Linked DNA regions of Homo sapiens: region 2 is linked to region 1. Evidence: read pairs that join two places in POLR2A ChIA-PET (ENCODE). Cell type or tissue: A673. All regions are shown on one strand. Links, peaks and the distances in the headings refer to the core of each region. The heading gives the core; the rest is flanking DNA.

Evidence for each region. ChIA-PET counts read pairs that join two places held together with the same protein. Peaks named below come from ENCODE experiments on the same cell type or tissue, not always from the same donor. Only the 100,000 strongest peaks of a DNase experiment are listed, where the experiment ranks them.
Region 2: POLR2A ChIA-PET joins it to region 1 with 24 read pairs; 2 of 35 experiments call an interaction of 5 or more read pairs at or near these places.

The regions. Positions count from the first base shown.
Region 1 is chr6:29,468,325-29,483,136 of GRCh38, forward strand. LOC105375008 (a long non-coding RNA gene) reads left to right here and starts at 7,375. Exons shown (of 4, transcript XR_007059916.1): 1 at 7,375-7,463; 2 at 11,488-11,608. It also overlaps the pseudogene MAS1LP1. In A673, for the core only: no CTCF peak of the experiment used is centred there; no DNase peak of the experiment used is centred there.
Region 2 is chr6:28,979,776-28,994,587 of GRCh38, forward strand. HCG15 (HLA complex group 15) reads left to right here and starts at 4,974. Exons shown (of 3, transcript NR_135289.2): 1 at 4,974-5,209; 2 at 6,902-7,104; 3 at 8,525-8,792. TRF-GAA1-2 (tRNA-Phe (anticodon GAA) 1-2) reads right to left here and starts at 1,969; the gene lies at 1,897-1,969. TRE-CTC1-6 (tRNA-Glu (anticodon CTC) 1-6) reads left to right here and starts at 2,424; the gene lies at 2,424-2,495. TRL-AAG3-1 (tRNA-Leu (anticodon AAG) 3-1) reads left to right here and starts at 9,227; the gene lies at 9,227-9,308. RefSeq lists cis regulatory regions at 856-1,678, 12,826-13,137. In A673, for the core only: no CTCF peak of the experiment used is centred there; a DNase peak (open chromatin) is centred at 5,856; H3K4me3 peaks cover 710 bases; H3K27ac peaks cover 1,408 bases.

The DNA.
Region 1 (14,812 bases), core at 7,267-9,766:
TTTCCTCTGGCTCCACAGCTCAGGATTAGATCTAGATAGCATGTCCAGTAGGTGCCAGACTACCTCATTATATCCTGTGAGATGGGCCCAGAGGGCCTTGAGGTGGGTAAGCTTGAAGCTGGGCACCCAGAGCCTGAGACTGACAGTTCCTCCCTCCCTGTATCCTGCAGGAGGGGCCCTGTCCCAACAAGAGCCCCAGGGCCTGGCCTGAGGGTGTGGATGTGGGGAGAGGAGGGTCTGTGGGCCCAGGAGGGGGCATTTGTAGGGGACATTGAGTACTGCAGCTCAGAAGACATGAATGACAGGGTGGGAGGTGTCTTCCATGTCTGTCCATGGCACAGCACCCCTGTGATTCCCAAGGGCTGCCAGGGGCCCATTCATCTGAGCTCTTTATAGATCCTACATATGAGTCCTTCATCAGATGTGAGATTGAAACCACTTCCTCCAGCCTGGAACTTGCCTTTTCATTCTCCCCACAGGGTCTTTCAAAGTGCACACATCTTATATTTTGATGAAATCCAATTGATCAATTTTTTCTTTTATGCATCATACTTTTTGTATTCATCCAAGAAATATTTTCCTAACCATAAGTTACACTGATATTCTCTTTTCTTTTCTTACATACAGCTTACAGCTTTAGGTCTTACATTATGGTTTATGATAAATTCTGAATTAATTTTTATGTATGATGCCACGTATGGATTGAAGTTCTGTTCATATGTGCATATGTATATCCAATAATTCTAAGGACCGTTTGTTGCTAAGATTGTCCTTTCTCCACTGAATTTACTTTACACCTTCTTCAAAATCAATTGAAGATATATGTTAGGGTCTATTCTGGACCCTCTTCTGTTCTGTTGACCTATTTGTCCATCCTGTTACCAATATCACACCATCTGGATTTCTGAACCTTTATAATAAGCCTTGAAGTCGGGTATTATAAACTGTCTCACTTGCTTCTTCTTTTTTCAAAGTTTTTTTTTTTTTTTTTAACTATTCTAGGTCTACTGCATCGCCACACACAGAATCACTTTCTCATGAACATACATACATGTGCACCAGAAATATAAATATATGCACATCAAGACCAAGTGAAATTTATCCCAGGGATACTAGGCAGGTTTAACATGAAAAATGAGCCAATATAATTCACCACATTAACAGATTAAAAGGCAAAAACATTATTTCAGCAGATTCAGAAAAAGCATTAGACAAAATCCAATAGGCTCATAAAAAATTTCAGTCAACTAGGAATAGAAACGAAGTTTCTCAAAATGATAAAAGGCAGCTACCAAAAAAAAAATCCTATGGTTGATATTTAGTGGGTATTACCCTTAATAATGAAAGACTGGATGCTTTCACCCCAGATGAGGAACAAGCCAAGAATGTTGGCTCTCACCACTTATTTCAGCGTCTTAAGAAGATACCATCAGGGCAAAGGACTCCTTCCTTAAATAGACACAGATTTCCATGTGGAGTCATTATTCTCTTGCTGGATGTATGTCTTTTACCACTTCTCAGTCTGCATATCTCCTGGTGATGATTTGTTTCATCTTTTTTGTGTCTCCAAAAACCTCTTTATTTTGCCATCTCTTTGGGAAATATTTTGACTGTGTAAAAAATTTTAGGCTGACAAATTTATTTCTTTTAATATTTTAAAGAATTTTCTCCACTGTCATACAACTTGCAACTTTCCAACAAGAAATCTGCTTCATTCTTATCTTTGATTTTCTGTACATATATGTCTTGTTCTTCTCTGGCTGTTTGTAGGAGGACTCAGTTTCCTGGGCATAGATATGCACGGGAAAGATGCAGTAACTACATCAAGTGTGGTGTTGTCCAAGGGTGGATAAATAGGCCAACAGAACAGAGCAGAAGGCCCAGAGACAGACCCACATAAGTCTAAACATGATTGATAACCAAAAATCAGAACAATAGTGAAGGACTATATTTGTTATAAATGTGCTGGGACCATTGGATAACAATCAGCTAAGTGGGCCAAGCAGCCTTTTGGCTTAGGCTGAAGCAGGATAATAATGTTACCTATTAATAGAGTGTGAAAACTGGCTTCATGTTTTCACAGTGATTAGAGCAATATTGAGATACAGTAAATCATCAGTGAACATATTTGCTCTAGTTGCTATTGCTACTATTCATCTTCCTGTCCCGTGCAGCGTCTTATGGTTACCATGATTCAAGTGCCTCCTGGTGAGGCCGAAACTCCACAAGACACTCTGGTCAGTCCTGGGGTACAGTTTCTTCCAGGTGGCAGAGGCTCAGTCCTGGTCACCCGCTGATCCCTTCTCAGGATGTGCCACACAGTTCTGCCCTACTGCGGGGTGAATGCTGGGATGCCTCTCTCTTTAAAAATTCCAAACAAGGGAACTGGTGTGAGAGGGTGGGTGCCTCCACTCCCTCAGCCCTTATTTCCAGGTGGGGATCACCCCAGAGGAGTAATTCTTGAGATGTGGTCCCCAACACCTTTTTAGGGGAAGGGAGGCCAACATAATCTTCAGGTAATACTTGAAGTATTGAAGTGAGTCTGTGTTTCTCACACTCATGCACTCCTGAGTGAAAGTGGAGTTTTCCAGAGACTGTATGAGGTGAGATGAAGCCGCCAACTGGAAAACTACACCAATGCAGAAGCAGCTGTGAATGTCCAGCTTGCTGCTGGGCCTCTAAGAGGTCTGCAAAATACAAAACCATCTTGCTCTTCTCAATAACATAACTTTTTAAAGAAAACATAGTTATTTTTTCTAAAATTTATTCATGTTTACATGGAATAGGCATACAATTTATGTTCTAAAGGAGTTAATAAGTAAACATTTGTAAAGTTCTGAGTTATAATTACTAATACTGTAAATATTGAAAGATACAACCCTGATCCACAAAAGTTCTTTGAGCTGCTCAATACTATTTAAGACTGAGAATCTCAGGTCTATTTTAAGCTCTGGGCTCTCTCTCTTTCCCCGCACTTTTTCCCTCCCGGGGAGAAGGAAAGAAACTGATGAGTGAGTTTGGAAGAATAACCTGGAGTGAGTGCTCCCTTCACCAGTGGGTGGTGAGTTCCCCAGAAGGACTGCTTTCCTCCAAAGAGAGATGGGCAGGAAGAGGGAGGAGGGATGGGATCCTCTGGAGTAGGTACCATTTAAGGGGCACTTTTGAAAGTCAGTTTTTTAGACATCCAAGCCCCTTTCTCCAGTTCAATTTTAGGAGCAATAGAAGTAATGCATTGTTCTCCATCTGACACTGTCCTCATTCCTTCATTCACTTTCATCAGTAGTTCTCAATTCCAGAGGGAAGGAAGGGGATTACTTACTAAACTGTAATAGTCCATACCTAGCCTTGACATTTTTGTTTTTCTGAGTGAGTGAGAGAATTCAGGAAACTGAGGACTGTCTGTGTTGCCAGGAGCTCATCAGCTGCAAGGATAATAGAGACGTTTCCACAAAAAACTAAAGAACCATAAGCCAGATGCTCACCTCCAAGGGAACTGTTGGCCCAGGGTAAAGGCACATAAAATGCCCAAATTGTATCCCCTGCCTGAACATAGCAGCAGCCCAACTCTGTGAGATCAACCTGCCTCTTACTTCCAGGCATCCAAACTTCACGGGCTAAAGTCCTAACCCTGAATGTGACAATATTTTGAGATAGGGCCTTTAAAGAGATAATTAAGGCTAAGGAGCTCATAAGACTGAGGTCCTAATCCTAAAGAATTAAAATCCTCATAAGAATAGAAAGTGTCCCCAGGGATGTGGGTACACAGAAAAAGGCCATGTCATGACACAGGGAGAAGGCGGCCATCTCAAGTCAAAGAGGGAGGCCTCAGGGGAAGCCCACCCTGCTGATACATTGATCTTGAACTTCCAAGCTCCAGGACTCTGAGAAAATAAATATCTGCTGTTTGTAGCCTAATCTATGGCATTTTGTTAGAACAAAACACGCTGACTAAAGACAGGCAGCCCGGATCAGCCCTTCTGTGCTCTAGGGCCAGGGTTTCTGCCATTCACTTATCAAAGGACAACATCAAATTATGTAAATCAAACTCTGTTTCAAATTCTAGTGTGATGTGAAACAAACTAATAGGAGATATGAACATGTCCCTATCAATTTTGTCATTTACACTAGGCAGAAATCAATATGATCCAAGTAACAGCATTTAAAGAATTGCTGTAATCTAAACATCTCAGAATTGCTTTAGAATGTATCACATTGAATATCTAAAATAAGAGAATGTACATTGCTTACCAGTATCACTGGCACATTTACAAACCTGAGCAAGTTTTCGGCAACAGAGAAAACAGTGTGAATTTCACATAACAGTCATAGTATTATACAAGTGACATTTTCCAAGTGAGTAAAAAACTGACAAATCAATTACAAGAACACTGGGAACAATCTCCAAAGACGTGTTCGTCGAATTCTAGTTAGAATATGGTTGGGAAGCCTCAAGAAGGCAGAGACAATGAAAACATGTGGAAACATGCAAGGTGGAAAGGTGGACTAGTGAGCGATGGATAACATCAGATGATGGGGGGTTAATGTCAGACTTGCAGGGCATTTTGCTACTTGCTGGGAATTTGCTAGGGTAGGAGGAAGGTGTGGCCTCTGCCCTACTGGGGCTTCAAGTGCAAATGAGGCAGGAGTACAATAAACTGATAACAACACACAACACAGAATACATAGAAAATAATTATAGACAATTATCTTCACATTAAAAGAAACAAACCTTTTAGAGAAGAGTCAAAAAGGGGTGGAGATTTAAATGGGGTGGTCTGGACAAACATCTTTAAGGAGTGAAGGGTGAAAAAGAGTAAAATGTACAGATAGTGTTGAGGGAGTGCTCTAAGCAGGGAAGGGAGAAAGGGACCTTGCAAGGTTGGGCGCGAGTCTGGTGCAAACAAGGGAGAGAGTGAATCCTGTGTGAGGATGTCATGGGACAAGGTCAAATGGTGCACCTGAGGACAACTCAGGGGGTGGACACCATCCTGAAATCTAAGAGTTACGCTGGCTGGGGTGCAATTGAACAAATGAAGCAGGGTGATGTGCTGCTGTGATGGCTATAGAGCATTGACGGGATGGAGCTGGGGCTGGTCAGGGGCTCTCATTAAGGTTCTGACCATGGTGGGTGCCGGGCAACACCCTGGTCAGGGTGGGGAAGAATGCATGACATTCTGCAGGGTGGGATTCCTGTGAAGAAGCACAGGCGCTAGATTGTGTGATGAGTCTGGGAAAAACACAGAGAGTAGCCTGTGCGTGGAACCTGGAATGAGCAGAGTGAAACAGCTTGGAGAAACCAGGCTGTAGGCCAGACTGCCAGCGTTAGATCTCTCCACAGTGAGCAACGCCAGAAACAACTTGTTATGGCACTCTTACTGAATCGCTTTCCTGGCTTTTGTAGGAAGGGATGGATGGAAACTTGAGGCCATAATGGTGGAGGAACATCAGGATCATGAATCAGTCTCTGCCCAGGGGTCCCCAGGAAGGATGGACTGGGGTGACAGAGGACAGAACTCCGAGCAAGGTGACTGAATAAGGATGAATGACACTTGTCACTCTCAGAAATATGGAGCTTGCAGAAGCCAGGAAGGTTGAACTAGTTTACAGTCCCACCAACAGTGTAAAGATGTTCCTATTTCTCCACATCCTCTCCAGCACCTGTTGTTTCCTGACTTTTTAATGATCACCATTCTAACTGGTGTGAGATGGTATCTCATCGTGGTTTTGATTTGCATTTCTCTGATGGCCAGTGACTATAAACTAGTTCAACCATTGTAGAAGTCAGTGTGGCGATTCCTCAGGGATCTAGAACTAGAAATACCATTTGACCCAGCCATCCCATTACTGGGTATATACCGAAAGGATTGTAAATCATGCTGCTATAAAGACACATGCACACGTATGTTTATTATGACACTATTCACAATAGCAAAGACTTGAAACCAACCCAAATGTCCAACAATGATAGACTGGATTAAGAAAATGTGGCACATATACGCCATGGAATACTATGCAGCCATAAAAAATGATGAGTTCATGTCCTTTGTAGGGACATGGATGAAGCTGGAAACCATCATTCTCAGCAAACTAGTGCAAGGACAAAAAAACCAAACACCGCATGTTCTCACTCATAGGTGGGAATTGAACAATGAGAACACATGGACACAGGAAGGGGAACATCACACTCTGGGGCCTGTTGTGGGGTGGGGTGAAGGGGGAGGGATAGCACTAGGAGATATACCTAATGTTAAATGATGAGTTAATGGGTGCAGCACACCAACATGGCACATGTATACATATGTAACAAACATGCACGTTGTGCACATGTACCCTAAAACTTAAAGTATAATAAAAAAAGAAAAATAAAATAAAATAAAATAAAATAATTAGCTGGAAAAAAAAAAAAAAAGAAGAAGCCAGGAAGGTCTGCTTTGCTCCTGACCTGCCTTTCCAGAGGGTTTCCATGGGAATTGAGAATAATGGGCTATCAACAGAAGCAAAGTAATTTTGTCTTGAATTCAGTCAGAAATCTGGTTACTCTGAAAATACACAAAGGTAATAAATAATCTCAAGAACATTCACCCTGCTCCTTGGAGGATCCAGCATGTTTTCCAGACATGATCCCTTTTACAGCCTTGTGCATAGGCAGTCCCTGCCTTTGTGGAGGAGCTGAGCCCCCTAGAAGAGCAGTTTGTTTCCAGCTGTGAGGCTGAAATCTGCCCTGGGATCGGGGGCCTGAAACGCCTCATTTTATCCATGCCTCCATCTCACTCAACAAAGCCCTCTGAAAAACAGCCTTTAGGGACTCCCTGTGCCTCTTCCTGTAGAGTTACTCAGCCAAGAAGTAGATGACTAGGTGAGGCATGCTGACCACAATGGACAGTAGCAACAGGAGGTCAAAGGCAAGGGTCAGAAACTTTCCTGGCAGGCACACAAGGACAACTAAGGGCAGGACCCAAAGGAAGAAGCTGATGATCACAAAGCAGACAACATGATAGGTCCTGATGGGGGAACACCACTGGGGACAGCACAGACCCCAGATGATCAGGATCAGCTTGGACATGCCCATTACAAAGCAAATAAGTACATGACATGTCATAAAGCCTCATGAAATTGGTCACATGCCAAGCACTTCTCCCAGTACTCACAGACCTGGCTAACTGCATACAAAGAAAGGGCCAGGGCCCACCTCACCATGGCAGAGGTGTGCTCTGGGCGGTGGCAGCACCAGGTGGGACAGAGGGCACAGAGAAAGCTCTCAATACTCATGGCCACCAGGAGACAGAGACCCACTGTGTCGGAGAAATAGGAGACAGGATCCAGAAACACAGCCACCTGCAATGCCGCCTGGTGATACAGCATGAGGATTTTCTCCAGCAGGATCACAGTTACACAGGAGAGGTTGACCATATCAACAGTGGCCAGGTTAAGGATGTAGGTCACATAGGGGCTGCTCCAGACCTGTGAGTAGAGAAGCCAGCAGATCACATCATTGCCTACCAGTCCACAGAGGGCCACCAGCACTGTCAGGGAGAAGACCACCTGCCTGTCCACCAACCACTCACCTCCCGTATGGCTCATGTTCACATGTCCTGAGGTCTCAGTCTCATTGTCCCAATCCAGCTTTCCAGAGAGGGTTGCGAGAAGCTAGGCTATGGTGGGCTACCTTTGCTGCCTGCGCACATCCTGCAAAAACAAAGGCTGGTAACATACCAGGTCTGGAGAGGAGAGTCAGGGTTGCCCTCTGTCCTCAGAGGTTCCTGCTGAGCCTCATGAGATTGGCAGGGATTCTGCAGAGCAGAGTGGAGGAAAGGAGCAAGCTTCTTGTGGGAGACCCATCCCTTCCCTCCCAGATTCTCCATTGCAGGATGCCCTCTCATGCATACCCTTACCCCTCTCTCCACCGCATTCAGTTATCCCTGATGCTTCATGCTGTGCCCAAGGCCCAGTGTGTATCCCGTGCACCCAGATTATCTATAAGGCTGCATAAAAAAATACATTTGTTTACATTAGCCCATAGGGATGGTTCTCCAACTTTCCCACTGGTACAGGCTGTTTTTGTGACATCGTTTTGGTGGGGGCACTGAGTGACTACTTTACCTTGAGGTTCTGAGACTCCTTGAGTCCTGGATGGGGAGGTTGCTGGTCAGTACTCAAGGGAAGGGCTCCCAACCTTGCTCCTGCTCACCTCTTCTCTGTTAGCTCTCAGGCCTCCTCCCTGGACCTTTGCACATGCTGTTCTCCTGCTTGGAAGAGCCTCTGTGCCTCAGTGAGCTCGGTCTCCTCCTTCCAGTCTCTGCCTCAGGGTCACCTTCCAGGTGATCTTCTGCTGATCAGCCTTTAAACATTGCACTCTTGACCTGCTGGCAGTCTATGATATTCACTTACTTGCTTTTGTGGGAATCATGCCCTGGAATGGAAGTTCCATGAGAATTTACTTTGTCTTTAAAATTCTGTTCACTGCCTTTTCTCCAGCCCCTGGAACAGGGTTTGACACTGAGGAGCTACTTGGGGAGGGTGCCTGCAGAGGACTTAAGTTGCTCTGTTACATGTAGGTGAGAGCAGGGGACCCTGCACACCAGAAGCTGCTTCATGGGGTCCCGAGGGAGACATGCACTTGAGCCATGGGCTCTGTCCACTTCAGGAGCAGGCACTCCGCTTCAGGCTGCCAATCACAGGTCTTTGTGTGAAGAATTGTGCAGGGAGGGCAAAGGTACCACTTTGCCTTAGAATTTCCTAGTTTGTATTCCTGAAAATTCCTTGTCCTGAATATCCCGATAGCCCTGGGAAAACCAAGCTGGTTGGTCACCTAACTAAAAATGAAACGGGAGAGGATCAATACCTCTTCTGGGAACCCACAGCTGAGTCAAACCTAGTAACCTGGGAGTTCAGGCCAAGGGTATGAAAGCTGATCTTATGTGGGCAAATCACAGCTATCTTTGATAAGCAGTGGATCCTTTTCTGCCTCAGTATTCCCAGCTATCTAAGGGTTGCTGTTATTAGCTGAATTGTGACCTTCTAAATTCATATGTTAAGGTCCTAACCCCTAATACTTCAGAATGTGACTGTGTCTGCAGACAGAATCTTTGAAGAGGTAATTATGTTAAAATGGGTCTTTAGGTTGGGCCCTAATCCAATAGGACTGGTGTCCTCATGAGATGAGGAGATTAGGATTAGTTAAACACACAGGGACAACCATGTAAGCATGCAGGGAAAAGACAGCCATCTACAAGCCAAGGAGAGAGGTCTCAGAAAGAACCGACAGTGCCGACCCCTTAATCTCAGAATTCCAACCCCCAGGACTGTGACAGAATAGACTTCTATCATTTAAGTCACTCAGTCTGTGGTCTTAGTCATGGGAGTCCAAGCTGATGATCACAGTAGTGAAGAGAACTTTATACATGGAATCATGGGAAGTCTCAGAATGGTGAGACGAACCTGGTCCTACAACCCTGAGCTACTGAAGCTTTGTTTATGGATCACAGAGGCTTCTAAAACAAAGATTGTTCCACAAATTGATGAAAGCCTAAGATATGCCAGGAAATATCTCACACGTGACCCTGTGATCTGCAGTCACATATTGGTGCATCAGTGGGGTTTCAGGAGAGTGCTAGGGACCAGCTCCAAGTGAGCCCAGTGTTTGAATCTTCCCTCCTTGCCAGGATGATGGAGTTCCCCTTCAGTCAGCAGCTCTGTTGAAATGGAAGGGTCTGGCCCCAGTCTCGCCCCTCCCTGTGCCTGTTGCCTAGACTTTCTTATCTGAGGCCAGGAGAGGAAAGCAGATCCAGCTTATATCTAATCTGGTCATAAGACGAGGCTTGGGGCTTAGTAACATTGGTGTCCATGGAAACATCAGGCTGATGTGCGGTTCTGTGCCCAGGCCAGGGTGTCAGAACTCGTGATGGTGACAGAAGAGAAACTGCAAACAGGACTCCATGGCCCACCCCAGGCCACCAGGGCACCAAGCAGGAGCAGCTGGGCTTTGGTCTCCAACAAGGAGAGGAGATTTATAGATAAAATAGTTTCATGGGAAGAAGTGACTTCCCCTCCAGCCAGAAGAAAAGATCCGCTATGGAGGTGGCATGTGGCCTCAGGGGCAGAGTCATGCTTCCCATTCCTGAGCTCATTGAAACCCAGCTCATGCCCAGAGACGACCACTGAGCCCAGTGACTGAGCAGTACATTCTTCATTGTCACCTAGGAGGAGGAGGCAGCCCTCCTGGGGTGGAGAGGCCTCGGCATCTGGTGTGGCCCCAGCACTGGGCATAGAGACATCCTGGTACTTGGAAATGTCATTTGTGGTCTTGGGAATGTCATTTCCAAGTTGGGTCATGAGCCAGGCTCCCCAAGGAGTAGATACAACAGGCTGGATCCTGGGATTCAGGGAGCCAGCGCTGTTGGAAGTGCTCAGTTTGGTGCAGCCAAAATAGCCAAGTAGCCTTTGCATTGGGATTGAAGTATTTGCTCTGATTCTGAGGCGAGAGCCCACCCTCCCCACTTAATTTTTATCTGAGGTGAAATTCACATAACAGAAATTAACCAATTTAGAGTGCACAGTTCTGCCTCACTTTGCCTCTTCACAATATTGCGCAACCCCCAACTCTATCTAGTTCCAAAACATTTTCATGCCCCATAAGGATGCCCTTAGCAGTTACATCCCTTTCTCCCTCCCAGCTCTTGGCAACCACCATCTGCTTTCTGTCTCTGCGCATTCACCCATTCTGGACACGTCCTATTAGTGGAATCAAACCTTCCGTGACATTTTGTTTCTGTTTCTTTCACTCAGCCTCATGTTTTCATGGCTTGTTCATGGTGCAGCATGTGCCAGAACTTCATTTTCTGTGTTAGATGAGAATTAAATACGAATATAGAAGCTGGGAAATTGGAAAATCTGAAAGGTTACACCCAGAAGTCATAGACCACACCTCAGTAACACAGTGGCTCAAATCCTACTTCTAACAGAAAAACACACCCTCTGCCCATCTACACAGCCAGGGCACCTGTGAACCAGGGACCAGAACACAGAAGTAGCTCACCCACTGGGGCTACCTTGGGAACCGCAGGCCCTCCTTTTTCCAGGAAACTGGTTTCTATCCTGTCAATCTTCAAATGCACCTTCCTCAGTAAAAAAAAAATCACAAGGTTTTAAATTTTTTTAAAAAATGAGTCTTTGAGTTAAAATGCTTTGAAAATGAAAAAAAAGGTAGAGACCTTTTTTCTCATACCTGGGAGGACTTGGACGGACTTGGTATCACAGAGGCCAACCTCCTGAGAGATCAAAGTTCTGCCCTCATGTCAGGAAGCTCTCTAAGCATATCTGCTTTGAACTGGGTCTTGACAAGCAGTTATCAAGTTCCCTGTGTCCCTTAGGTCTTCCTGTACCAGGGCCACTTGCATATCAGAGCCCAGGCCTTTAACTGAAGCATCTTTATCTCAACATCTCACGATATCCCCCAATCCTGTCTGACTCTATTACTCTGTCCTTAAGAACTGTCCCCTGAAACAAAGAAGAATCTTTAAGAGAAGTCAGTCTCTCCACTTTAATGCATCTCCCAGACTGAGGTCCAGCCCAGCCCAACCCATCCTAGAAGGCAGAAGAGGAAAGTCAGGTCAGCATTTTCCCAATGAACTCAGGAATTCCAGTAGCTCAAACGTGCTCCTTGGATTTTGTCATGAATTGAATTGCATGTTTTGTAAAGTAAAATTAATGTAAGAACTTTACTTTGCTGTCTTCTCAAAGATCAATTTGCTCTTTCTTGATTTTCTCTAGTGCATGTTTGTTTTTGTTGGAAAATTAGTCATGAATGATCCATAAACATAATGTAAAGAAGTCTTGGGAATGTTTTTGTGCTGTGCCACTTACCAAGCAGGTTCTGACACAACATATTGGCAAATTCTTACTGAAAGCCAGATCAAGCTCACACTCCATGTATCCTCATGCTATTCCCCTCCGTTCACCTACAGCTGTTTGTGAAGGAGCCAGCTGATCATTTCATATAGACTTTTGTTCACATGTGGCTCAACTTGAGAAAAATGAGATGGATGCAAGGCTCCTTTCGTTGGTTTCTCTAGCAATTCATGCATTTCTAGCTTGAAGTTGCTTCTTATCCCTGCAGGAAATAATCTTTTATTATATTCCCTCTTAAAACCTTGTGGTTAAATGTGATTCACATAGTGGGGCAGATGGTTTCTGTATGGTTCTACAGTGACCAGGAAGGAGAGATATATAAGAATGAAATACACTATGATCAAAGGGTGACAAGATGTTAAAATACACCCCTCCTTGTCCTTCGGTGCTGACTGGCTGTTTACCTCACTGCAGAGATAGAATCTGAGAAGACCTCAAGGTCACATAGGGAATGTGACTTTATGGGACAGTACTGATCCTCCCTACAAGGGAGCCATTAAGGGTCTAGAGCAGCTGTTACCTTTGGTCCTATCTCCTCTATATTTCATGTAGTTTTTATATTCAAGAGATTGTGGATCTTGAATTTTTTTATTATATGTACCCAAATTATTTTTTCATTATTATTATTTTTTAAATTATACTTTAAGTTCTGGGATACATGTGCAGAACTTGCAGGTTTGTTACATAGGTATACATGTACCATGGTGGTTTGCTGCACCCATCAACCCATCGTCTACATTAGGTATTTCTCCTAATGCTATCCCTCCCCTAGACCCCCACCCCCAACAGGCCCCAGTGTGTGATATTCCCTGCCCTGTGTCCATGTGTTCTCATTTTTCAATTCCCACCTATGAGTGAGAACATGCCGTGTTTGGTTTTCTGTCCTTGCGATAGTTTGCTGAGAATGATGGTTTCCAGCTTCATCCATGTCCCTGCAAAGGACATGAACTCGTCCTTTTTATGGCTGCATAGTATTTCATGGTGTATATGTGCCACATTTTCTTAATCCAGTCTATCATTGATGGACATTTGGGTTGGTTCCAAGTCTTTGCTATTGTGAATAGTGCCGCAATAAACATACGTGTGCATGTGTCTTCATAGTAGCATGATTTATAATCCTTCGGGTATATACCCAGTAATGGGATCACTGGGTCAAATGGTATTTCTAGTTCTAGATCCTTAAGGAATCACCACAGTCTTCCACAATGGTTGAACTAATTTACACTCCCACCAACAGTGTAAAAGCCTTCCTGTTTCTCCACATCCTCTTCAGCATCTGTTGTTTCCTGACTTTTTAATGACTACCATTTTAACTGGCATGAGATGGTATCTCATTGTGGTTTTGATTTGCATTTCTCTAATGACCAGTGATGATAAGCCCTTTTCATATGTTTGTTTGCCACATAAATGTCTTCTTTTAAGAAGTGTCTGTTCATATCCTTCATCCACTTTTTGATGGGGTTGTTTGTTTTTTTCTTGTAAATTTGTTTAAGTTCTTTGTAGATTCTGGATATTAGCCCATTGTTAGATGGATAAATTGCAAAAATTTTCTCCCATTCTGTAGGTTGCCTGTTCACTCTGATGATAGTTTCTTTTGCTGTGCAGAAGCTCTTTAGTTTAATTTAATTAATTTGTCAATTTTGTCAAATTTTGTCAATTTTAATTAGTGTAATTTGTCAACTGAACTAAAATTTGTCAATTTTAATTAGTTTAATTTGTCAATTTTGGCTTTTGTTTCCATTGCTTTTTGTGTTTTAGTGATGAAATCTTTGCCCATGCCTATGTTCTGAATGATATTGCCTAGTTCTAGGGTTTTTATGGTTTTAGGTCTCATGTTTAAATCTTTAATCCATCTTGAGTTAATTTTTGTATAAGCTGTATAAAAGGGGTCCAGTTTCTGTTTTCTGCATATGGCTAACCATTTTCGCCAACACTATTTATTAAATAGGGAATCCTTTCCCCATTGCTTTTTTCTGTCAGGTTTTTCAAAGATCAGATGCTTGTAGATGTGTGGTGCTATTTCTGAGGTCTCTGTTCTGTTTCATTGGTCTATATATCTGTTTTGGTACCAGTACCATGCTGTTTTGGTTACTGTAGCCTTGTAGTATATTTTGAAGTCAGGTATCGTGATGCCTCCAGCTTTGTTCCTTTTGCTTAGAATTGTCTTGGCTACACAGGCTCTTTCTTGGCTCCATATGAAATTTAAAGTAGTTTTTGCTAATTCTGTGAAGAGAGTCAATGGTAGCTTGATGGGGATAGCATTAAATCTATCAATTACTTTGGGCAGTATGGCTTTTTTCACGATATTGATTCTTCCTATCCACAAGCATGGAATGTTTTCCCATTTGTTTGTGTCCTCTTTTGTTTCCTTGAGAAGCAGTTTGTTGTTCTCCTTGAAGAGGTCCTTCACATCCCTTGTATGTTTTTTTTTAAGAAACAGAATCTCACTTTGTTGCCCAGACTGGCATGGAGTGAAATGATCTCGACTCACTGTCTCAAATTCTTGGTTTCAAGAGCATCCTCTGTTCCCACTCTCTCATGATACCTAATACTGGTGATTATCAGGCTCAAGTCCTGCCTATAGTCATGTATCTGAAACACAATTGGGATTCTATCCAGGGACTCTTGTCCACAGGACACCCCTAATAAGATTGGCCTCCCCCATATAGTGTATCTCTTATGCTTTTCTACCTTTGAGAACCAGCACTATTTGCTTCTATCACAGTAAAAGCCACACTCAGATAATTTTATAAACATAAATCTAGGCCCTGGTTTAACAACAATGGGCATCAATGTATGAGGCAAGCTTATCTAGTACTAGGATTCCAGTTTGCTGTGTAGCATTCCCATAGAAGGCTGTCTTTGCCTTTTCATTCAAGGATAAGAAAATATTTCCAGTTAGAAA
Region 2 (14,812 bases), core at 4,689-7,188, 490 kb before region 1:
GAAGCTGGAAACTTGCATGGGGGAAGGCTGGCAGCTGCACCGATAGAAAAGGTCTACCTGGGGGTGAGGCATGTCCACCATGAGGCTCCACCTTCCCTTTTTTGTTAGCATGTGTACAGTAAGAAAGAAATGGGCAACATGGAGAAGTTCAGGCAGAGAACCCACCTGCATAATAACAGATTGGGGTGAGGGTTGCCAGAGATTCACACCCTATGCAGTTGGCACACCTGGTCCTATCTGGGTTTTTCATGCCTTATGTAGATCAGACACCATCTCCCCACTAGCTCATCTGTAAAACCCCCTGCATTTCACCGAATTTCGGCAACCCATTTTTCCAGGACCCCTCTCTGTAGCAGAGAGATATTTTCTTTCTTTCGCCTATTAAATTTCCACTCTTAACCTCTCTGTGTGTCCAGGTCCTTGATCTCTGTGGCTGTGAGACGATGAATCTAGGGTGTCACCCCAGACAACGAGGCTGCTTCAAAATCCCAAAGTCCAAAGGAGGACTGCTTCATAAGGGAAGGATTGTTTATAGGTTGGTATACTGTGCAAAATTAAGTATAGGACCAAAAACAGCCAAGACATTTGAAAGTTGGAAAGTTGATGGTAATGGTTTCCTGGGATTGGAAGGCAGACCTCCTCCGCTGATGAGCAAATAATGAGGTAAACATTGTTCTTTCAACAGGTTTGGTGCTGAGTGGAAGGAAAGAGTCTGAGGATAATGCATAAGGTCATGTGTTCCATTTTTGTTGTCCAAAGATAGAGGTTTAGACATTCTGTAATTTGAAGAGAGGCACGTAAGGAGGAGAGAGATGAAAGACACAAACATAGAGCAAAATGGAATGGGTAGAGGGTTCAAAAGCTCAGATGGAATATTAAGTAGACTTGGAAATGAGAGACCATTCCTCCGAGTAGGAAGACAGGGGTTGAATATGCCAAGAGCTAGCAAATTAGGAGGTTAGGAAAAAGGTGGCTGAGGGAATATGCTGGCTGTCTCCCTTTCACAGCGCAGCAGCCACCCCTCCCCTCCCCCACCTCTAGCAAGTAGCCACTTTTTCAACAGCTTAGGCGGCTCCTTTTTCCAGGAAACTTCCCTTCAGTTCACCGGCCGTGCCTCTCTCTATCCTTTTCCTCGGAGCAGGCTGTGCTATGATCAAGGCATTGTGACCCCTGTGACCCACACGTACACATCCAGAAGGTCTCCTGGAGCCAGAAAGTCTGGGACAACAGGAAAACCACAAAAGAAGAAAAACAGCTCCTGTCTTAGCTGATTAGCCAACCTTGCGACCTTCTACCATTGTAACATGCTCTACCCTAACTGATCAATCAACTTCGTGACACTGTGCTCTGTGACCCCTCCCACCTTGTGATAATGTACCTTGTGACATTCTTCCCTTGCCCGCAATAAACGGGCCCTTATTGTATCTTTCCACTGCTTACTCCTAACCTATAAAACTAGCTGCAATCCCACCACCCTCCGGTGGTGGGACTCCCTTTTCGGACTCAGCCCGCTCGGACCAGAGTGAATAAACAGCTTGTTGCTCACACTTAGCCTGTTCAGGTTGTCTCTTCAGTTAGACGCGCGCATAACACTAACAATTCACTTAATAAATATTTATTGAGGGAACAGAGGTCGCAAATAAAATGTAATTAGTATTGCTCAAGATTAAACTTCTTTCAGCACGTTTGCCTTTTCTTCTTTTATCTAGTGAGATGTTGAAACCCATACCTAGAGTTCTGCTACAGAAATAAACGTATCCCACAGTGTTCTTGCGATTTCCTTTATGAATTTGAGAAAAATATGACCCCATTTTAGGTTCTAAGGAGTGTTTCTGTATTGTAGAAGGAAAATTCCATATTTGTATTGCCGTGGGCACAAAAAACCGAGCGCTCTCATGCCGAAACCCGGGATCGAACCAGGGACCTTTAGATCTTCAGTCTAACGCTCTCCCAACTGAGCTATTTCGGCTCCGCCCACGCCACTTAAAAATAAGGCTTAATGAATTTATTACTTATGTTTTTTATTTACTATTAGGTATTTATTAAAAAAAAAACCCACAATGACAGGTACTCCGAAGGAACCAAAGACAAATTAAAAAATTATTTCGTTCTTCAAATGGCTCACCACTTTATGCAAAGAAAAGCAAGAAGACAATTACAAATTGATGCTACAATTTATTCTCGGTTGAATGCACACATCGAAACAGAGCACGTTCCATCATCCAGTTACGAACTTCCCAAATTACTCTTATGGCATTGCCACGCCCTCTGCCGTCCAGATTTTATTGGTTGGTGCAAAACAGGAGGTCAGTGAATACGAGAGCATGACCGTGCACTAACTCGTCGGAAAAGTAGAAGTCAACTGTGTGCGTATGTGTTGAGTTCTCGCTTCATAAATATGTTTTAATAAACCTACTTCAGCTTCCCTGGTGGTCTAGTGGTTAGGATTCGGCGCTCTCACCGCCGCGGCCCGGGTTCGATTCCCGGTCAGGGAATGAGGTTTTTCTGTTTTAACCTCCAAATTCTTTCATCCAGGAACGAAATCTCTGAGTAAACAGCAAATTGTGGATAAGTTAACTTTCAATTTTCATAGGAGGCATTTTCTGCATAGAAACCCTGTTCCTGTTTTAGTATTCCAGGTACAAAATGACAAGCAATGTAATTTTCAATTATTTTAAAACATTTATTAATGAATACTTAATCTAGCGTAGACCGAGTGTCCGGCATTGTTCTAAGTAAGCGCTTTAACATTTTTAACTCAATTGGGTGATTCAGTAAGCGGGAAATTCCGGAGACAATCCATTAGGAGTTAGTTGAGATTAGCATAACCTTTTGAAAAGACAGTTATGAAGATGACAGAGAAGAAATGGCGAAGTCATTTCTGGGAGATTTGATCGCTGTGTTCAAGCTTCTGAAGCTGCTAGAGCCTCGGTGGTTTAGACACCTACTCTATCTTCCTCGGATTTCTCTGTAAGTTTCACGCTGCTCCAACTGGGCGCTAGGGGATAGCCCTAGAAATACCTACACAGTAATTTAATATTCTGGGCCAAAGCAGTTTCAGGACTGCTTCATCTCTCCAGCGCTTCAACCTTTTTTCCCCTATGAAGGTACAAATTATGTTTTTTTCCTAAGAGAGGATAGGAGAAGGTCATAAACATGAAATTAAAACCTGCTGTCACAAAACTGAGAAACAGGCAAACAATGAATTCAGCACCATCTCTGAATGCACATTTGGTAAATTTACCGAGAGCTACTGGAGAAAAAGCAGACTTTTTGTTTCTCTCCTGACAAGGTTTGGTGACCCTGTGCTAACTGGTTCCTGTCTGACAATATCGGGGCATGAATCTTTGTTTCTTGGTCTGTCTAAAGAGCAGCTATTGCTTATTATTTCTTTCTTATATCTGCTAAGAGTTTGGGGCACGTATGACTTCTCTACAAGTTTCCAAACAAAGATCGTGGTGCTCCTGATCTTATTTCACCAACAAATGGAATATGTGATTTTTTGTTTGTTTTTTGAAATGGAGTCTCTCTTTGTCGCCCAGGCTGGAGTGCAGTGGCCCGATCTCAGCTCACTGCAACCTCCGTTTCCCGGGTTCAAACAATTCTCCTGTCTCGGCCTCCCGAGTAGCTGGGATTAAAGGCACGTGCCACCACTCCAGGTTAATTTTTGTATTTTTAGTAGAGACGCGGTTTCACCATGTTGGCCAGGCTGGTCTCGAACTCCTGATCTCAAGAGACCCACCCGCCTCAGCCTCCCGAAGTGCTGGGATTACAGGCGTGAGCCACCGCTTCCAGCCAGGATGTGATGTTGTTATGATCCAGTTAAATGAAGCAGGACTTTTTCTAATTAATTGCACTTTCTCTTCTCTTCCCTGGCTCCATATATTCACAGTTTCCAAAACTTCCTTGAGATGGGACACTCTTTTGTCATCTTGTCAGTTCTGTCCTTGAATTAATAAACTTTGACACATACATAAGATCAATTTGACTAAGAAATCTTATTTTGACATAGACATAAAAGTAATATGGTTTGTAAAATTCCTGTATATACGGAAGCCTTTTAATCTAATGTTTCATAGGAATTCAACCCTCTAGGCCTGCTGGTGATCAGTTCTTGAAAAGCACCCTCTTTTCGTGATATCACACGTTGTCTCCTCTATGTGCAGCAAGAATCTCTTGCTTCATTAGTTTTTATGCCTCTGCTTTCAGAAAACAGTCTGGTTGGGACCCCTGTGAAAGGAACTGTCTGGCTTAACTTATCTTGATTAATGCCTCTTTTTTTCTTTTCTTTTCTTTTCTTTCATTTTCCACATAAAGCTAATTGGATTAGAGAAAAAGAACTCTTCTTCGAATGCTACCAGTTTCTTTCCTTCTCATCTGAGCTATTATTCATTGTCCATAGGAAAAAAAATTCCCTAATTTTGGCACGGTAGGTTCTGTTTATTCACCAGACTTGCTACCGTTTACTCGTCAGCTCAGAGAGAACGTCGAAAAAATATAACAAAACCAAAATATGCATCAAGACAAGAGGAGGAAAGAGAATGTGAAAGACTACTAAAAAAAAAAAAAAAAAAAAAAAAAGTCAACAGCTAGGGTCAAGGAATCAATCTGCAAATATTCAGAGCCAGTAGGCTTGTACTACACTAGTCACTATGGAAAATGAAAAATGACCAAGACAGAAATCTCACCTCTTAACACCCCCCAAATCCCAATTTTCTCAACTGTAAAATGGGAATAAAAGTATTACAGTATTTACTATATAAAGTTGCGATGAGTCAATAACATAATACACAAAAGCAGTCAGCCAATTATCCAAATCCGTGTTATTAATATTATCATCATCATCATTCTTCTCACCGTACTTGGGGAATGAAGGAGACAGATACTGTGAGTAAGTTTTCCTTTTTTTTTTTTTTTTTTTTTTTTTTAGACAGAGTCTCGCTCTGTCGCCCAGGCTGGAGTGGAGTGGCGCCATCTCGGCTCACTGCAAGCTCTGCATCCTGGGTTCACGCCATTCTCCTGTTTCAGCCTCCAGGTAGCTGGGCCTACCGGCGCCCGCCACCACGCCCGGCTAATTTTTTGTATTTTTAGTAGAGACGGGGTTTCACCGTGTTAGCCAGGATGGTCTCGATCTCCTGACCTGGTGATCCGCCCGCCTCGGCCTCCCAAAGTGCTGAGATTACAGGCGTGAGCTACCGCGCCCCGCCAAGTGAGTAAATTTTCTATTGGGCACAGAGTTACCTGCTAAAATGAAGTGTGGAAAAATACAATGGGGTGTGTGTATGTGAGAGAGAGAGGGAGATTTGGAGGTGGGGTGGGGAAGACCCTATTTGAAGTGGGCTTTGAAGAATGAACAAGATTTTTATTAGGGAACAAAATGGAAACCAGCATTCCAGGACAAGCGTCTCAGGAGAAGCAAAAGCGCAGAGTTGTGAAAGCTCTTAGATTTTCAGAACTTTGAATTCTGAACTATATATAAACCTGGAAAATCTCGGTTAACTATGGGATGGCATCAAGATTTCAATTTCAAGCTTTCTGGTCATGCACAGTAAAGCTGGAATTAGAGTCTCTTACGTATGGCAGTTGTTGACAAGTCCGTACAGGTACCTAAGTGCTTCCCAGAAAATTCCTCAAGTTGGTAGGTCCTGGGGGAATCAGTTTAGTTCTAAAGAGAGGACTCATCAGAGATCTGTTCAACTTCCAGGAATCTGTGAGGATAGCTCCAAATCTCACTCTCATGCCCAGCCTATCAAACAAAGCAAACCGGTTGGACTGAAGCTGTGGGATCGGGACTGAAATAGAACCAGCGAGAAAGGCAGTCCTCCTCGATTCCTAGAGAGAACACATTCAGCCAGCAGTTGGATAGAGGATACTAGCAAGTCCCTCGCCAGGGCGGGGGAGCAGAGACACATTCCTGTCCCGTTTACATTCTTCCTCTGGCGGAGGCGGGAGGGTCGCTTGAAGCCTCGGATTTCGAGATCAGCCAGGACAAAAAAGCGAGACCCCCGTTTCTACCAAAAAGGGGGGGGGGTGGGCGGGGGGAAGAGAGAGAGAGAGAGAAAGGAAAAGAAAGAGAAAGAAAAGAAAGAAAAACTAGGCGCGGTCACGTGTACGTGTAGTTCCAGCTGCTCGGAGGTTGAGGCGGGAGGATCTCTTGAGCCCAGAAGTTCGAGGCCGCAATGAGCTCTGATCGTGGCAGAGCGAGGCCCTGGCTCAAATACATACATACTTTGTTCTGACTTTGTGTGCCCTTACTCTTTCCTCAGGTGCACGCTTGGGCTCGTTACTGCTCAGAATTTTAGAATCACAGATCCAGCAGTGATCAGGCAGCTGCAGCTGTCAGGGACCACCACCACCTACGCGATTGATCCGTGGGAGAAGCCGTCCTACTCTTTTCTTTCTCCTTTGTCCTTCTCATTCCTGACCCCTTCAGGATTCTCAGTCTTCCCTCCGGGAGGTAGGGATTCTACGGAGAGAGAAGGGTTGTGGGGCTTGTTCTGTTGCGGGTTCAAACCCAAATTGTCTTTTTCTTTTCAGACTTTTGGCCAGTCTTGTCTCGCTCCAACCTCCTACCCCCACCCCATTCCTCAGTGCATTCGTGAATTTCTCCAAGCAGGCCTTTCCAGATCGACACTAAGTTCCAATCCCGAGCTGTGTGACCCAGCACCAATTCAGTCACGATGATGACTTGCAATTGCTTAATCAGTTGGCCTTTCCTCCTAGCTGTGAAGGTGAGGACCGCCGGTGTCAGCGTTCGTCCTGAATACTCAGTGCCCAGGCACAGAGTAGGCATTCAGTCAATACTTGTTGAACGGGTTAATGGATTCCTGATGTTCACTGGTTGATATCGTCACTTTCAAATAATTTCTCCCATTTTTCTGTTTTGTTTTCACCCTCCTAGTTTACCGTGCAGGATTGCAAACACCAGAGAGAAAATCAGTCTCTGGAATGATGCCTTTGATGGACCAAGATGCAGCTGATGAAGCATTGAACCAATTAGCACCTAGCAGGAGGGCACCCTTGCTCTGTGTCCTTGAAGGTTAAAGCTGTCAAAAAGTGGTCTCCCTCAAGTTCGGCCATCTTGCTCTCAGAGATCTAGAACTGGTAGGAGAATATAGCCTTGATAGTGGAGAGGAAACTATTGCTGTTGTGAGGGACTGAGAGAACCAGGCAGAGAGCCCAGATTGACACAGCAGGTGACAAAAGAGGCGCGCCTACCTTGGGGAATACGGAGGAACAGAGGAAAGTGAGACCAGGAGAAAGAGCAGGGGGGCGGGTGTGCAGGCCGGGCGCCGTGGCTCACGCCTGTAATCCCAGCACTTTGGGAGGCCAAGGCAGGCGGATCACAAGGTCAGGAGTTCGAGACCAGCCTGGCCAATATGGTGAAACCCTGTCTCTACTAAAAATACAAAAATTAGCTGGGCGTGGTGGCGAATGCCTGTAGTCCCAGCTACTCGGAAGGCTGAGGCAGGAGAATCGCTTGAACCCGGAACCCGGGAGGCAGAGGTTGCAGTGAGCCGAGATGGCGCCATTGCACTCTAGCCTGGGCGACGGACTGAGACTTCGTCTCAAAAAAGGGAGTGACTGTGTTGCTTTTGCTTTCTTGGAAATCTTTTTTCTTAGTAATTTTCCTAAAGTAATTTCCTTAGGAAATAATGTATTGCTAAGAGTATTGCAACTTTTAGTATTGACGAGGTACTTTTACTGAATCAGTATAAGTCAACAAGCAACCACCAGAAGCTGGAAAAGGCCAGGATAGGATTTTACTCTAAAGTTTCTAGAGGGAGCTGGACGCAGCCCACACCTTGATTTTGGCCCACATACTGATTGTGGATTTCTGGCCTTCAGAAATACATATCTGTTGTAAGAGAATACATATCTGTTGTTTTTAGACAGTTTCTGATAATTTGTTACAGTAACCACAGGAAATTAACACCAGGCACTATGCAGTAAATTCCGTATGAACAACTCAAATATAAGAATTTGTAAGACAGCCGGGCGCGGTGGCTCACGCCTGTAATCCCAGCACTTTGGGAGGCGCGGTGGCTCACGCCTGTAATCCCAGCACTTTGGGAGGCGCGGTGGCTCACGCCTGTAATCCCAGCACTTTGGGAGGCCGAGGCGGGCGGATCACCTGAGGTCGGGAGTTCCAGACCAGCCTGACCAACATGGAGAAACCCCCATCTCTACTAAAAATACAAAATTAGCCGGGCTTGGTAGCGCATGCCTGTGATCCCAGCTACTCGGGAGGCTGAGGCGGGAGAATTGCTTGAACCTGGGAGGCGGAGGTTGCGGTGAGTCGAGATCGCGATATTGGACTCTAGCCAACTCCATCTCCAAAAAAAAAAAAAAAAAAGAATTCTAAGACAGCATAGTTTCCACTGGCATATTGGATAAAAACTTCCGTCAGCAGTGATTTTAATGAAGATGAATGACAAAACAATAAGAAACTCCAGCGCTAGTTAACTTTCTTTATTATGATCTTATTTGTCATAATTTTTTGCACAATGCGTTTTTATTTTAGGACTCAGTCAAAATTTTGGGCCAAGGAGACCGACGCGCTGTCGCCTGCACTAAGAGAAACGCAACGAACAACTTTGTCAATGCATTGCATTATACTATAGCAGCAACTATACTTTTAAATGATTCGAATCTTGAGGTTTCAAACTGAACCGTCTTGTGCCTTTTGCCCGGCGGGCATTTCTGCGGGGACCGCGGGTCACCTTCTGAATTTTTACCTTCATAAACAGCAAGGACTGCGCTCTTTCGCACGGCGCCCCGTTTTTTCGTAGAGTTCCGTCGGCCAAAACCACTTGAAACTCGCTCAGCGGCGTCGGGGCTCCAGCCAGGCGTCACCTTCCACAGCGAACCTGCGAACCACAGCGTCCCCTGGGGGTCTCCGTCCGCGTGGCCGCTTCCTCTTACATCGGTGACGCAAGGGAAGGGCGTCTAGGATCCGCCGGTTTCCTTCCTCACTGCTCCCATCAGTGCGAAAGCAACGTGTTGGGGGTTCGGGGTGTGTGGCGGCTGAACAGCTGCCTGAAGTTCTCTGATGGCGCTGGAGGGAGCTCCAGAGAAGAGGTCATGGGGAGAAGGCACACCTTAAACGCCCCGGGGTGGGGGGGGGGGGCGACATTCCCTAATGGGAAAAAAGACACACCTTAAACGCAGTAGAGGGCGACATTCTCTACTAGGGAAAATGCGGAAGAACACAGTTGTAATCAACGGTAGCGTGGCCGAGCGGTCTAAGGCGCTGGATTAAGGCTCCAGTCTCTTCGGGGGCGTGGGTTCAAATCCCACCGCTGCCAAGTACTTTTCATTCTCACTAGGGACTGTTTTTAGGAGAATCCCTTTCCAAATGTTCAGTATGAATGGTTCTTACGTATCAATCCCATTCTCCTCTTCGACTTCTGTTTACCACGGAGCCAGAGATAACCGTCCCCAGAACAATGTTCCCCCATTATTTAGAGGACAGTGTACTCCAGGCGCCTCAGATACAGCAATGAGTGACACAAGCAAAAAAACCCTTAATGGCACATACTTAGTGAGGTGGCACGATCTCGGCTCACTGTAACCTCCGCCTCCCCGGTTCAAGCCATTCTCCTGCCTCAGTCTCCCGAGTGGCTGGGATTACAGGTGCGCGCCACCACGCCCTGGCTAATTTTTGTATTTTTAGTAGAGACGGGGTTTCGCCATGTTGGTCAGGCTGGTCTCGAACTCCTGGCCTCAAGTGATCCTCCCTCCTCGGCCTCCCACAGTGCTGGGATTACAGGCGTGGGCCACCGCACGCAGCCTGAAGGATTAATTTATGTTTGGAATCAGCTGCTGTTCTTCCTCCAGCCTCTCTGTAGTGTGCTCACTTCACACTTGGAACCATAGTTATATGGTATAGAGAAGAGACAACTCTAGGGAAAGTGCCAGTGCCTTGCCTTACCTTACAACTGCCAGACACACCCAGTCAGGTACCTTCTCTGTGGGCTTCTCAGTACCCCGTATCTCTGTGGTTGCCGGGGGAGCCCTATCTCTCCTCGGAGCAGTTCTCTCTGCATACTTCTGGTCTGTCTCTCATTCTCTAGACCTCAGCTTGGAAGTTGTTTCTCCTTGGAAGCCTTCCCTCATCTCCTTCTCTTCCTCTTTCCAGCTTCATAAAGTTTGGGAGGGTATGGAGAGGATAAGGAAGGGAACAGCACAGAACGTCCTTGCCCCACGGAACTCAGAGTTTAGTGGGGTTCTCATGGGGGTTCACAAGGATTAGATAAGTTATTGCCCTAATATGGGGCAAACTCTACTAAAAAGGAGATAGCTTTCTATGTGTAGATTTTGAATGATGTTCCAGATTTAAGAGAATAAAAAGAAAATAATATGAATTGTATGTTAGAAAGAAGGACTGTCACAGAATTGTTCCCAACTGGGATTACAGGTGCAGGCCACTAGGTCCGGCTAATTTTTGTATTTTTAGTAGAGAGGGGCGTTTTGCCATGTTGGCCAGGCTGGTCTCAAACTCCTGACCTCAAGTGATCCTCCCACCTGGGACTCCCCAAGTGCTGGGATTACAGGTGTGAGCCACCACGCCTGACCACCTTTATTGATTTTTGAATGCTAATCCAACTTCTCCATGCTAGAATAATCTTAACTTGTTCAAGACATGTAATCTTTTAAAAAATGTATATTCCTGGATTCAGTTTGTTACTATCTCAAGATTTTTCTCACTACATTCATGAATGATAATAGCCTGTAATTTTCTTTTTTAAAAAATTTCCTTGTGTTGTTTGTTTTTCCTCATCGTTCCCTAATGGTTTGGTATTAAGGTTATACAGGCCTCATAAAATGAGTTTAACATTGGGATTATTTTCCCTTGCATGTTTAGTAGAATTAACTGGTGAAAACATCTGACCCTTGAGTTTTCTTTCTGGGAATATATATTATAGGTTCTATTTAAATAATTGGTATCAGACTATTCAGATCTTATATTTTTTTCCTGTACTAGTTTTAGAAACAAGAGTCTTCCTAAGGAAATATACCAGATGAACCTGGAAAATCTTTTCACCAGAAAGCAAGGAGGCTACTGAAGACTACTTTAGTCATGTTAAACAAAAAAGGCTTGTGCTGACACCTATGAAGTAGTCTTACCCAAATCAAATCTAAATATAGAATTTGATAAAGCCCTTAGATCTAACTATTAATTTTTAGGACATGCAGGGGCAGAGGAATGTGTTAAATACTACCAAAGGTGTGCAATAATTAAAATCCAAACTGTGAAACTCTGCAGCACCAGCAACCTAGTTAATCATTAAATAAATTTCAAGAAAAAAGAGATATAGGGAGAACTTATATATTAAAATACTTAAGATACATACCAACTAATCACAATGTATTGACCTTATTTGAATACTTTTTTTTTTTTTTTTCTGAGACAGTGTCTCACTCTGTCACCCAGGCTGGAGTGTGGTGGCACAATCACGGCTCACTGCAGCTTTGACCTCCCAAGCTCGTCTCCCGAGTAGCTGGGACCACAGTCATGCACCACCATGCCTGGCTAATTTTTGAATTTTTTGTAGAGACAGGGTCTTGCTATGTTGCCCAGGCTGGTCTTGAACTCCTGAGCCCAAGTGATCTTCTTGCCTTGGCCTCCCAAAGTACTGGGATTACAGGTGTGAGCCATGGTGCCTGGCTTGGTTTTTTTTAATGTTAAGAAAAAATGGCATTAGAGAAAAATTTGAACAGCGAATGAATCTTTGATGATGTTGCCAAATAGATAATTTTGTTTAGGTGTGATAACTGTACTAGTGTTAGTTTACTTATATTTTTGGTTTGTTTTTTAGAGATGGGGTCTTGCAATATTGCCCAAGCTAACCTCAAACTTTAGGGCTCAAGGAGTCCTCCCACTTCAGCCTCTTAAGTAGCTGGGACTACAGCATAGGCCGTCGTGCCCCTGGCTCTATTATTAGTTTGTTAGTTAGTTTGTTTGTTTGTTTATTTATTTATTTATTTATTTTGAGACTGAGTCTTGCTCTGTCGCCCAGGCTGGAGTGCAGTGGCGCGATCTCGGCTCACTGCAACCTCTACCTCCCGGGTTCAAGCAATTCTCCTGCCTCAGCCTCCCGAGTAGCTGGGATTACAGGCGCCTGCCACCACGCCTGGCTAATTTTTGTATTTTTAGTACAGGCGGGGTTTCACCATGTTGGCCAGGCTGGTCTTGAACTCCTGACCTCAGGCAATCCATCCACCTCAGCCTCCCAAAAGTGCTGGAATTACAGGTGTGAGCCACCGTGCCCGGCCCATATTGTTAGTTTTTTTAAACAGTCATTATCTCCTATAGACAATTAAATACTTATGGATGAAACACAATTTCTGTCATTTGCTTGAAAATAATCTTAAGCAGAGGGAATGGGTGGGGATACAGATGAAACAAGATTAACCCTGACGTAATAATTGTTGAAGCTGAATGATGTGTACATGGAGTTCATTTTTCTATTGCCTTAACTCTTGCATGGGTTTGAAATGTTCTATAATAAACTTTATTTTTTATTTATTTATTTTTTTGAGATGGAGTTTCGCTCTTATTGCCCAGGCTGGAGTGCAATGGCACAATCTCGGCTCACCACAACCTCTGCCTCCCGGGTTCAAGCGATTCTCCTGCCTCAGACTCTGAGTAGCTGGGATTACGGGCAAGCGCCACCATGCCTGGCTAATTTTTGCATTTTTAGTAGAGACAGGGTTTCTCCATATTGGTCAGGCTGGTCTTGAACTCCTGACCTCAGATGATCTGCCCACCTCAGCCTCCCAAAGTGCTGGGATTACAGGCAGGAGCCACTGCGCCCGGCCAATACATTTTTTTTAATAGAGGAGGACTATAAAACCTATGGGAAGCTCTGATGGCACGACTATGACTTGCTGATGTTCACTACAGGTTATCTGGCTAGGCCACTTGCTGAGAAACTCCTGATGTATCTTCAAGTCTATTCTGGTTGGATTTCTCACTGAAAACTGCGTCTTTTGTCTGGGAGGTGAAAGCCAGACCCTCATCTTTCTGGGAGATAAGGAAAGTAGGCTGGAGGCGTTGACATTCAGTATGCTCCTTTTTCAAATGGAATTCCTGTCCTCCATGTGTCTAGCCCACATATCCTTTGTTTAACCTTCTTCAGAAAATAAACCTCCAGTCTTCTTTGGGCTTGAGGACCTAGGACTCTGCTTGCTTCCTAAATAGCCTCTGACAGACTCTCCTCGTTTTAGTCTATTCATTCTCATTTCCAGGGGTACATGGTGCCACCAATTCTTGAGTCGCTTAAAGATTCTATGATGTAAAATAAATGTCTTTTTTTTTTTCTTTTCTTTTTTAGAAGGAGTCTCACTCTGTTGCCCAGACTGGAGTGCAGTGGTGCAATCTCGGCTAACTGCCACTTCCGCCTCCCACTCCCCAGTAGCTGGGACTACAGGCACGCACCACCAAGCCCAGCCAATTTTTCTATTTTTAATAAAGAGACAGGGTTTCACCATGTTGGCCAGGCTGGTCTCAAATTGCTGATCCCAAGTGATCTGCCCATCTCAGCCACCCAAAGTGCTGGGATTACACGTGTCAACCACGGTGCCCGGTCAGATTTGTCCTTTACTTGCCCCCTTCAGGCTAAAATTTAGCTTTCTCAAATTCAATGTCATTATTACTTATCCTTTTTTCAGTTTCCAAAATTTTGTAGTTGCCTCTTCTGCCATTCTTCCTGATTATGAATGGTTTTACTGTAGCATTAGTGTAGTTCTGAGGGGGAGCAATACCAAATACACGTAGTCAAGCTACAATCCTTACCAAGAAGTATCTTATCATCTTTCTTAAACTTAAATGAAATTGGCATTCTCCATTTCTTTTGTGAAGGTAAAAATAATCTCATATCAGTGTTCTGGTAAAAATTTTGTGTTTGCACGTGGAATGTAATTCGATTTAAAAAGTGAGTTTTACCTGGTGATTTTTGTATGTAAATTATAACTTAGACTAACTCTTGTTTGGTAACTCTTCAGAATTAGAACTACAGATATCTTAGGGTTTCAAGCAACATGTTTTGTCATTCAACTATGCACCTGACCTTCGAATTCCTTCAGTATTATTCTTACCAAACTTATTACCTTATGGCAGAATCTGTTCCAGTTGAGTATCTCCTAAATGTACAGATGTCCTGTAGCTTCTACTTGTGGATTGTAATTCTATTCTGGGATAGTTGCAGAACAAGATTAACCCACTGTTCATAAAGTAGTCCTTCAGAATTTTCAAGACATATCTTTTTCACCAGGTAAAAATCTAAAATTTATTCAAATACGCTCTCAAAATATTCATTTTATGTGTTTAGGAAACATCAAAAGACTTCTGGAGGTCAGACTAGTAATTTCTTTTTTTTTTTTTTTTTTTTGAGATGGAGTCTTGCTGTGTTGCCCAGGCTGGAGTGCAGTGACACGATCTTGGCTCACTGCAACCTCTGCCTCCAGGGTAGCTGGGACTACAGGCGTGCACCACCATGCCTGGCTAATTTTTGTATTTTTAGTAGAGACAGGGTTTCACCATATTGGCCATGCTGGTCTCGAACTCCTGACCTCGTGATCCTCCCTCCTCAGCCTCCCAAAGTGCTGGGATTACAGGCATGAACCCCCGTGCCTGACTCTTATCTGTGATTTCTAAACCTGTTCTCTCCCTGCCTCCCTTTTCACTTTGAATCTTAGCAATCCTGATACAATATGGAGAAGTACCATTCTAGCTTTATGTTAAAAAAATTGCTAAAAATGATTGGTGTTTATAAATTACAAACTGTTTTCTGCTGAACTGAGGTAT